Regions from separate parts of the Homo sapiens genome. Here all the other regions are linked to region 3. A link is a contact called in ENCODE Hi-C or POLR2A ChIA-PET data. All regions are on one chromosome and are shown on one strand. Each heading gives the region's core, a stretch centred on a gene start or an enhancer-like site at or near the end of the contact. The rest is flanking DNA. Distances are from core to core; before and after follow the strand shown. Region 1 overlaps RAD51B (RAD51 paralog B). Region 2 overlaps LOC105370547 (a long non-coding RNA gene). Region 3 has its middle 190 kb from the start of RAD51B-AS1.

Region 1 (2,779 bases), core at 27-2,526, 220 kb before region 3:
CCTTTCTTGTTTGCATTTTAAAATTTATCTCTGGAACACACATTTCTCTACCCACATCTCCTATCTTTAAATCGATAAGGGCATATGAAACCATAATGCCTTGCCTTTACTACACCTAACAAAATTAACAATTCATTAATATCATCCAATACCCAGCCCAAAATCAGATTTCCCTGATTGTCTCAAAGATATCCTTTTACAGTTGATTAGTTTAAATAAGGACCTAAATAAGGTCCATAAATTGCATTTGGTTGTTATATCCTTTTACTTTCTTTTATTCTGGAGTACTTCCCAGAATAAAATAATAAATGTCACAAATAATGTCACAAATAATTAATAATTATGTCAGAAATAATTACTTCCTTACTCTCCTTTTATTTGTGACATTAATTATTTGGAGAAATTGGATATCAAATGCCCTATATTCTAGATTTGGCTGATGGCTTCTTCACCACGTCCTTTTAACTTGTTCTGCTAGATCTTATATTTCCCATAAACTGGTGGTTGCTGCTAAGGTTTGATTAGATTAGGGTTTAGAGGGTTTTGTTTTGTTTTTTCTTTTTAGGCAAAAACACTCTATAGGTGGTGCTAGTACTTCCTATTTTATCATGTCACAAGGCAATAATGTCTGACTATATCACCTTTAATGGTGATTAAGTTGATCAGTGGTTCGGGATAGTGGCAGCCTGATCTTCTTCCCATGACCAAGATTTCTGTCAACTTTTCACCTACTGGTTTTAGCACCCATTGATGATCATTGCCTAGATCCATTGTTTAATGAGACATATATTCTGTCCTTTCATTCTGCAGTTCTGTCCTGTGCCAGTGAGTGCTGATTATTATGCAGTTTAACTCCAGAAGGCCATCTTATTTTCCTCATTTCCAAGTCTGTGTTAGAGTCAGGGAGTTTCTCTGTGACCCTCATGTGCTACCTGAGAACTGACTAAATTTATATGAAAGTAACATTCTTATAGTTGTATTGATTAAAATTTTTATTTGAACCTCTAGTTGAGCTTTGCTGTTGGCTTTGAAAACATAATGGAAAAGTGGAAAGCATTCTTGTCAGTCATGTTGAAAAGTAACTGGCAGAAAAAGTGGACTTAAAAAAAAAAAGTAGTGGAACAAATAAGGGGACTCTGCTTTGGTTTATAATGCCTCCTTTCTCTAGGGTAGGAAAATTTTGAAGTCCAGTGGGGTCTCTCCTGCCTGCGAGGGAATTGGCGAGAAGCTATCAGGATACGCATGGATGACACACAGTCACACAGTCATTTGAGGACTTTTTGGTTGCTGTTTTGTTTTAGTTTTTACCCCCTTAGAGAAGTCTTTCATAAAAATTTTTCCTAAACCCTGTTGCATGCAAATTAGGGCTTTTCCTTTCCTCTGTAATGGGGCCTGATATTCTTTGATGTGTTGTAGCAGAATTTAGCTTCTAAATACAGTTTGAAACTAGCTCTCCACACACACACACACACACACACACACACACACACACACACACACACCCTTGAATTCTCAGCTGACATGTTATTTCTATTTTTTTGTCCTTACTGCAAGAACCTGTCCTGTAGGAACCAAGTTCAGTGGTAGGAGGAGATTATGTAGACATCTTGCTTCTACTTCCTGTAAAGTTGGATCATGCAGACATGAGATGCAGGTGAACAGGAGAAGGAAGTCCTCTCCAGTGTCTCCCAGCTGGGAGCCTGTTTTCATGCTTTTCAAAGAGCTCCTTTTTTGAGACAGATGAATCCCTGGTATAAATACCTGTGCTGTTATTATAGAAAGAGACAGATTGGTCACCTTGTTAATGACTTCCAGTATTCCAGAGTTCCTCCTCTGAAATACTCTGCAGATCCAAATTATCATAATATAGGGGCCTCTTCTGCCATTTAGAATGACCTTCCACATAACTCTCAATGTCCAAATTGGGCCCTTCCTTCAAGGCCCAGATCAAATGACTCCTCCCCTGAGTCTCCCATTGAGAAGTCATACCTTCCCATCTCCTAGCTTCCCATCCATCCTCTTTTCATGGATTACTTGCTACATTTCATTTTAGCTCATTTGCGTACTCATTTTACTTTTTTTTTAAACAGAAAAATATCAGTCTTATCTTTGTTTTAACCACGATTTGTATTTAATAAGTATTTTCATAACATTTTTAATTTTAATAATTAATTACTTGAGTAATTTTGTTTTCTGAGATATTCAGCTTTTATTTCAACTATGCTTCCAGTATCTACAGGGGAGTCTGTCAGTCACATGTTGAGCCAGGTTTTCTATTTCAGAAGAGGAAGGAAAAGAATGTGTAGGGGAATTAGTATGGAACTGGAGTGAGAAGAACTAGATTCAAAACCCGTCCCCACCACTTCAGAGCAACTGCTTTAGTGCAATTGGTATGTCAGCAGGGGCCTTCCCTCAAAAATACACAGCTCTGTAGCAAAAGTCATCTGTAAGACATATTTAAGACTTAGTTCATCAGAAAGAGGGTAGGGAAGAAAGGACTGTGTAGATTTATGAGCAGTGGTGGATGGCACAGGGATGGGGTCTTGGGCCCTCAAAGCCCTCCGAGGTAGTACTGGCTACTGGGAAAAGGATGTCGGGGAGCAGGTCCCACTTTTAGCTGCACTTGAAAAGATGAGTGTACAAAGCTTATGGAGTACTCAGGACGGAGAGAACATGGTGAGTGTTAGGGAAGGAAGCCTTAAATATAAACTTTACTCTTTAACCTCCTTGCAATCTCACTCTGAACCTCCTTAGTCCCAGGTATGGGTTTCTCTCACTT
Region 2 (2,797 bases), core at 236-2,735, 240 kb after region 3:
TGGATTGTCTGTAACACAAAGGATAAAAGCTTTAAGTGATGGATACCCCATTTACCCTGATGCAATTACTACACATTGTATGCGTGTATCAAAATATCTCTCATGCCCCATAAATACACACACCTACTATGTCCCGACAAAAATTTAAAATTTTTTTTAATTTTTAAAAATTTGTTGAAAAACCATCAGCCCTGTTAAGTTGCTCACACGTGCTGTTGCAGCCCCAGCTCACCCGGTAGTAAATCCTGCTGACACAGGGTCCCCCACAGCTATGGGTCTATCCTTCCTCTGGTGTGGCAAGACTACATTTTCAGGAAGCTGCTGGGCAGAATGAAGCAACTCAAAGCTCAGGAGAAGTGTCTACGTGCCTTTTAGGGTTGGGGTTTAACCCAGCACTCAGGGATTTCCCAGCATGCAGACAAAGGCACTGACAGTTACAGCAGAAGCTGGAAGGGTGAGTCAAGCCAGGACTCAGCACGCTTGAACCCATCCACAGCTCCCACTCACATCATCCCACACTCCCTTTTCACATTTACTCCAAGCATCTGGAGCCCCAAGCTCCTGTGCCTCAACCCATGCCCTCAGTAACAGTATCCATTGCCAAGCCAGAATTGACTCCGGGCCCACCTTGCCACTCACTCAGAGTCTGTGAGGAGTGGGCACCGCACGCAGCCGTGAAACAGGCCAACTCACAGGTGGGCTCCCCACTGCACGTCTTGTCCGAAAAGACACCCCTCAGCCCCATCAGTGTTGACTTTGCATTGCGCCATTAGATTATTTCTTTCAGCTCTTCTTAAGACAAATGGCTGGCTGTTGGGAGGCTGGCCAGGGTTAAGGTGGAGCCTCAATGTGGCCATTTTCACAGCCCCGGCAAAGCCTGTGGTTGATGCCAAACCCCCATTGAACTGAATAGAATGGAGGAAAGCTAACCAACCCACCAGAATAATAATCACTAATGCTATGGAGTGATCACACAGCAAGACTGTTCTAAGTGTTTTATGTGTATTCATTTATTTTTACCTCATCATAAGTACTATTATTTTTCTATTTTATAGATGAGAAAACTGAAACAAGGTCACAAACCAGATGATCTAAAGGGTAGCCACTACTGCCTCCTAAAGAACCCCAATCAGGAATCCCAGATTAATTTGCCCAGCATCCTGTTTGGAAACCACATGTCCACCCTGCAACTGTACCTGGCTTGTGTCCCACAAGGAGGAAGATGCAGGGGACTCCGGAAGCTAAGGAGGTAGACATGGGGTTTACTTGGGTTAATGTGGCCGGGGAGTCAGGAGACCTTGATTCCCATTCTGGCTCTGCCCCTATCCGCATGAGGATGGCCAACTGTTCCAACCATGGGTTCCACTCTCCTCATTGCTCAGCCACCAGGTTTCCAGGTCCCTCAGGCCCCTGCACATCCTCAGATATCTGAAGAACAGTGATCGGTGTGACGACAGGGCCCCTTCACAGAACGAACTTGACAAAGAACCACTCACCGCACACACGAGCCTTAGAATGCACGTGTCAGTGTTTTGGGAAATATGTGCTGTTTTGAAATGTGTCTGGGCCATGAGCAAGTTTGGGGGGAGACAGGATAGGAGCTTTTCTTCCAGTTAATGAAGTGAGGCTTCATGGAGGAAGAAGATTTTCTTAGTCACATTTCCTGTTTCACACTGACCTTTTAAAAGGAAACCCACAAGTGAACCTGTGCTAGGGCCTGCTTGCAAAATCTACCCACAGGTATAATAAAGATGATCTAAATAAAGCCCACAGTAGGCCAAGCTTAACCTGAATCAGTGGAAATAATAAGATCACTAAGAAGGGCTGATGGCCTGAGATAAGAGACATGGTGGTGCTCCGTATACTGTAAATAGAAGTGACACGTGAGAGATTTAATGATTATTAAACAGGAATCTAAGCAGAGAGGCAGAGATAAACCATGCAATCTTTTCATCAGTCTCTAGGTACTCAGGGCTTAGCCACTCATTATAAAATGGAGACTCTAAAAAATTAGGAGAGATGGATGCAGTGATTTCAAAAGAAGTTGTGTTGATTGGGTTATAAAATTAATTATGGGAATTAAGATTACTTATCTGCAGAGGAAAAGACCAAGAGATAACTGAAGAACTTAAAGTTGGTAAGGGGCCGGGCTCGGTGGCTCATGCCTATAATCCCAACACCTCAGGAGCCTGAGACGAGAGGACTGCTTGAGCCCAGTTGTTCAAGGCTAGCCTGGGCAACACAGTGACACCCCGCATTTACAAAAATATTTTTTTTGTCCTCAGATTTGGTAGTGTGTGTTTCTAGTCCCAGCTACTAGGGTGGCTAAGACAGGAGGACCGCTTGAGCCTGGGAGGTTGAGGCTGCAATGTGCTGTGATCACACCACTGCACTCCAGTCTGGGTGACGGAGCAAAAGTCCATCTCAGAAAAAAACCAAAAAGTTGGTAAGGAATCAATTATTGGATGACACATTGCCATATCTACTGAGCACAGAATGACAGGCCCAAACAACAGCAGACAGATATGGGATGCTCAAGGATGTCCCAGAGATGGCCAGGTATGGTGGCTCACGCCTGTAATCCCAGCACTTTGGGAGGCCAAGGCAGGCAGATCACTTGAGGTCAGGAGTTCGAGATCAGCCTGGCCAACATGGTGAAATCCTGTCTCTACTAAAAATACAAAAACTAGCTGGGTATGGTGGCGCATGCCTGTAGTCCTAGCTACTCTGGAGGCTGAAGCAGGAGAATCACTTGAACCCGGGAGGCAGAGGTTCCAGTGAGCTGAGATCACACCAC
Region 3 (3,080 bases), core at 235-2,734:
ATGGTGAAACCCTGTCTCTACTAAAAATACAAAAAAAAATTATCTGGGCATGGTGGCACATGCCTGTAATCCCAGCTACTCAGGAGACTGAGGCAGGAGAATCCCTTGAACCTGGGAGGCAGAGGTTGTAGTGAGCTGAGGTCACGCCATTGCACTCCAGCCTGGGCGACAGAGTGAGATTCCGTCTCAAAAAAAAAAAAAAAAAAATGACCAATTTCACCAGTACTGCTCTATTAGAAAAAGGGTGGGGGTAGTTCTTCGGTTTTGTGACTATCCTGTGTACTGGAGGACATTTGTACTTGCAGCCTCATCCAGAAAATGCCAGGAGCATTCCCCGAGGCACTCTAACAGTCAGAGGTGTCTGTGGGCAATACTCCAAGCACCCCCGGTTGAAAACACCAACAAGGCTATCTCTGAAAGACGGTGAACTGGGGCAGCACCACTAAGTTTCACCATCAGTGAGGCGTCAGTCTAGATGGGCACTTTCTTTCCACTGTAAGCTGCTTCCTATTCTTGTTGCCTTTGATGATCTTTGTTTGCCTTCAAGTCGGGTTTGTTACATTTGTTTTCATCTCCAATTCCTGCCATATAAAAATGAGGGCAGTGAGAAAGAGAAAGGAAATACTGAAATTTTCCCTCGGACTATAGCCTCCCAAGAAGGGTCGTGTTCTCTGGAATGACTTTTAACTCTTTATCCAGTTAATGATCGGGAAAGTTTACTAGATGTAGGTTCCCAAGCCCAGCAAGCAGAGTATGTGATAAGAGATAGAAACAGGGACAGAAAAAAATGGATCCATCAGGACCCAGACATTGGGGTGCAACCAGTGGGTCTTCTCCAGCTCCACAGCGCATCAGTTCTGACTCGCTTGTAGATTCCTGAGTACTGCTCATCTGCCCTACAAGGCATAGTGGGTTTTCTCTGATTTCTAGAAATGTCAGCATTCTCTGCAAGGTGAACGGCCAGAGTCGGGATCTTCTATTCAGGCAGAGATTATATAACTCCCTGGGCCCTGGAAGAGCATGACTGTCTACCAGGAACCATCCAGAGAGGCTGTCAGATGAATCAGCATCTGTTCATGCCCTGCCTTGCTTCTCCTGGGCATGACTGCCTCACATGCCAACACCCAGGCTTACAGGTCAACTATTCCAACCCTGCATCCTGCCCACCCCACTTGCTGGGGAGTGCTCTCTACAGCTCTCAGTGCATCCTGTTTGTTCAGACCCCTTTGTCTTCCACTGGCGCAACCGAGAGAGGATTCCTCCGAGCCCCTTTGCTTTTGGCTTTGAAATCAGATCCTGGCACACCTGATTATACTCAATAGCTGGAAATGGTAAGGATGTCCGATGGCAGAGAGCTCTTGTTTTAAGTTCTGCATGCCAGGAAGGCAGGGGGCTGGGTCTCCTTCTCAGGGCTAGGCTGGAGGGGCAGGATGCTCTAGCGGAGGAAGCAGTGTTAACTTGAAGGGAAACGCAGTTGAAAAGGAACTCGAAGCACGGGCTGCCAAGCGCGTAGAAGTGGTAACTGACGACACACTGTGGGGCTCAGACCCCTTCCTCTCTGCTCATATGCCCCTAGATGGGAAACATTCAGTTCCTGCTCAAGGGAACCAGGAGAATCAAACCTGTCTGTCCTGCTTTTTCTGTAGAAGTGTCAGCTCTGAGGCCTTGACTAGGTGGAATAAATAGTGACTTACCTCTTAACCACAGTGAAAAACCCATCAAGCATTTGGATATTAAGGGCTGCCCCTGTGTTCTCAAGGGACCCTCAGCCTCAGACACTGCCTCCTTTCAAGCAAAGATGCTGCCCTAACACGCAAGTCCAGTGGCTTTAAGAGTCATTATGAAAATTTCACACAAAAAGGCACAAAGAGCATCCATGTACCGAAACCCAGCTTAAGAAATGAAATGTTACTGATGCAATTAAAGCCGCCTTTGTCCTTTTGGTCCCATCCTTCCATCCTGCCTTCCCCCAGCAGTAACCACTCAGTCATTGACAAACAGTGTGTCAAACATGCACAAACGGTGATGTGTCCATCCCTCTTTGGAATTACTTAACCTTTTTGAACCTCAGTGTATTCATCGGTAAAAGGGGGCTACTGACAGGATGAAGGAAAATGATTTATGACAAATATTTGGCTGTTGTTCCTATAAAAAGGAAAAAGTCACCGGAAAAAATGGGTCAAATGTAAGACCCTTTCCAGCCTGGCCCCAACTTGCCCCGGCAGCCTCCTCTCCTCTTGTAGCCATATTCCCTCCTCTCCTCTCTGCAGCAGTGTTCCCCAGATATGCCACCTGTGTCCATGCCTCTGGGCCAATGTGGATGCTGTGCTTACTTGCCTGTAATGCTGGTCTCCTGTCACCATCTTCCTTTAACACTGGGGTCCACTGTCCCCACCTCTGACAGGGCCCAGATGCAGTGACTCCTTGGTGCTCCCATGGCCTGATACCTCTGTCTGAGCACTTGCCGTATGGCTGTGATGTTCCTGGTATGTCTGCCTGGCTTTTTCACTGAGCTGCTTATGCAGCAAGGCAGGGATGGGGTCTTCTCCATCCAGTGGCCTGGCCTATTGCCTTCTGGCGCATGGCAGGACCATATGCAGTGAATGAATGAATTCCATTAAGAACATTCGTGATTCATAGGAGGAGGTCAAAATATCAACATTAACAGGAGCTTGGAAGAAGCTGATTTCCACCCTCATGAATGACTTCAAGGGTTCAGGTGCATGAGTAAATGACAGTTCCATCAACAGACTACAACTTTCTGCCCTAGTTAACACAGGGCATCTCCATGTCCCCAGTTCTCCCTATGGGCATTTTTCTCTTTGAAATTCCAAATCTTTTCTGTTCTAGAAGCACGAAACTACAAGTTCTCTCTCAACTCTTCAAATGAGGTTGGAACAAACAGAATGGGGGCATGAACTTTTTTCCCCATAACTTCAATAAACAACAGTTTTAGCCTCAGTAGGCTTTATGCAAGCCTTCAACATCTTTTTCTAGGTATCTTGACACTCATGTTCTTTTTCTTCTTGCAGCCTATGGAAATTCCTAGAGACAGATAAATGTGCAAACCTGTTCATCTT

Evidence for each region. A loop is a pair of places that touch in the nucleus more often than their neighbours do. ChIA-PET counts read pairs that join two places held with the same protein, here RNA polymerase II (POLR2A). Pooled maps may share reads with other maps.
Region 1: a loop to region 3 is called in a pooled map, with 2.4 times the contacts of the local background. The contact joins two enhancer-like sites. A Hi-C loop is called at or near these places in 10 of 168 maps with a recorded cell type or tissue (B cell, CD4-positive, alpha-beta T cell, CD4-positive, alpha-beta memory T cell and 5 more), 16 of 37 single-sample maps with no recorded cell type and 16 of 50 pooled maps. POLR2A ChIA-PET finds 5 or more read pairs at or near these places in 11 of 52 experiments (B cell, CD4-positive, alpha-beta T cell, CD4-positive, alpha-beta memory T cell and 8 more).
Region 2: a loop to region 3 is called in a pooled map, with 1.9 times the contacts of the local background. The contact joins two enhancer-like sites. A Hi-C loop is called at or near these places in 2 of 168 maps with a recorded cell type or tissue (GM12878 and endothelial cell of umbilical vein) and 6 of 50 pooled maps. POLR2A ChIA-PET finds 5 or more read pairs at or near these places in 4 of 52 experiments (CD8-positive, alpha-beta memory T cell, activated B cell, activated T-cell and 1 more).

What each region holds. Positions count from the first base shown.
Region 1 is chr14:68,274,340-68,277,118 of GRCh38, forward strand. All of the region lies in intron 7 of RAD51B (RAD51 paralog B), which reads left to right. Among named protein-coding and RNA genes, the nearest start is that of RAD51B-AS1, 410 kb to the right of the region's middle. RefSeq lists an enhancer at 1,253-1,302. Within about 2 kb of position 1,277, at least 4 of the 41 ENCODE cell types and tissues checked have a DNase peak (open chromatin) inside an H3K27ac peak, as active enhancers do; they include B cell and GM12878, where a contact is called at or near this core.
Region 2 is chr14:68,732,891-68,735,687 of GRCh38, forward strand. It overlaps LOC105370547 (a long non-coding RNA gene), which reads left to right. Exons shown (of 4, transcript XR_007064227.1): 3 at 1,056-1,249. Among named protein-coding and RNA genes, the nearest start is that of RAD51B-AS1, 49 kb to the left of the region's middle. Within about 2 kb of position 1,486, at least 11 of the 41 ENCODE cell types and tissues checked have a DNase peak (open chromatin) inside an H3K27ac peak, as active enhancers do.
Region 3 is chr14:68,494,092-68,497,171 of GRCh38, forward strand. It overlaps a transcript of RAD51B not described here. Among named protein-coding and RNA genes, the nearest start is that of RAD51B-AS1, 190 kb to the right of the region's middle. Within about 2 kb of position 1,485, at least 4 of the 41 ENCODE cell types and tissues checked have a DNase peak (open chromatin) inside an H3K27ac peak, as active enhancers do; they include B cell and GM12878, where a contact is called at or near this core.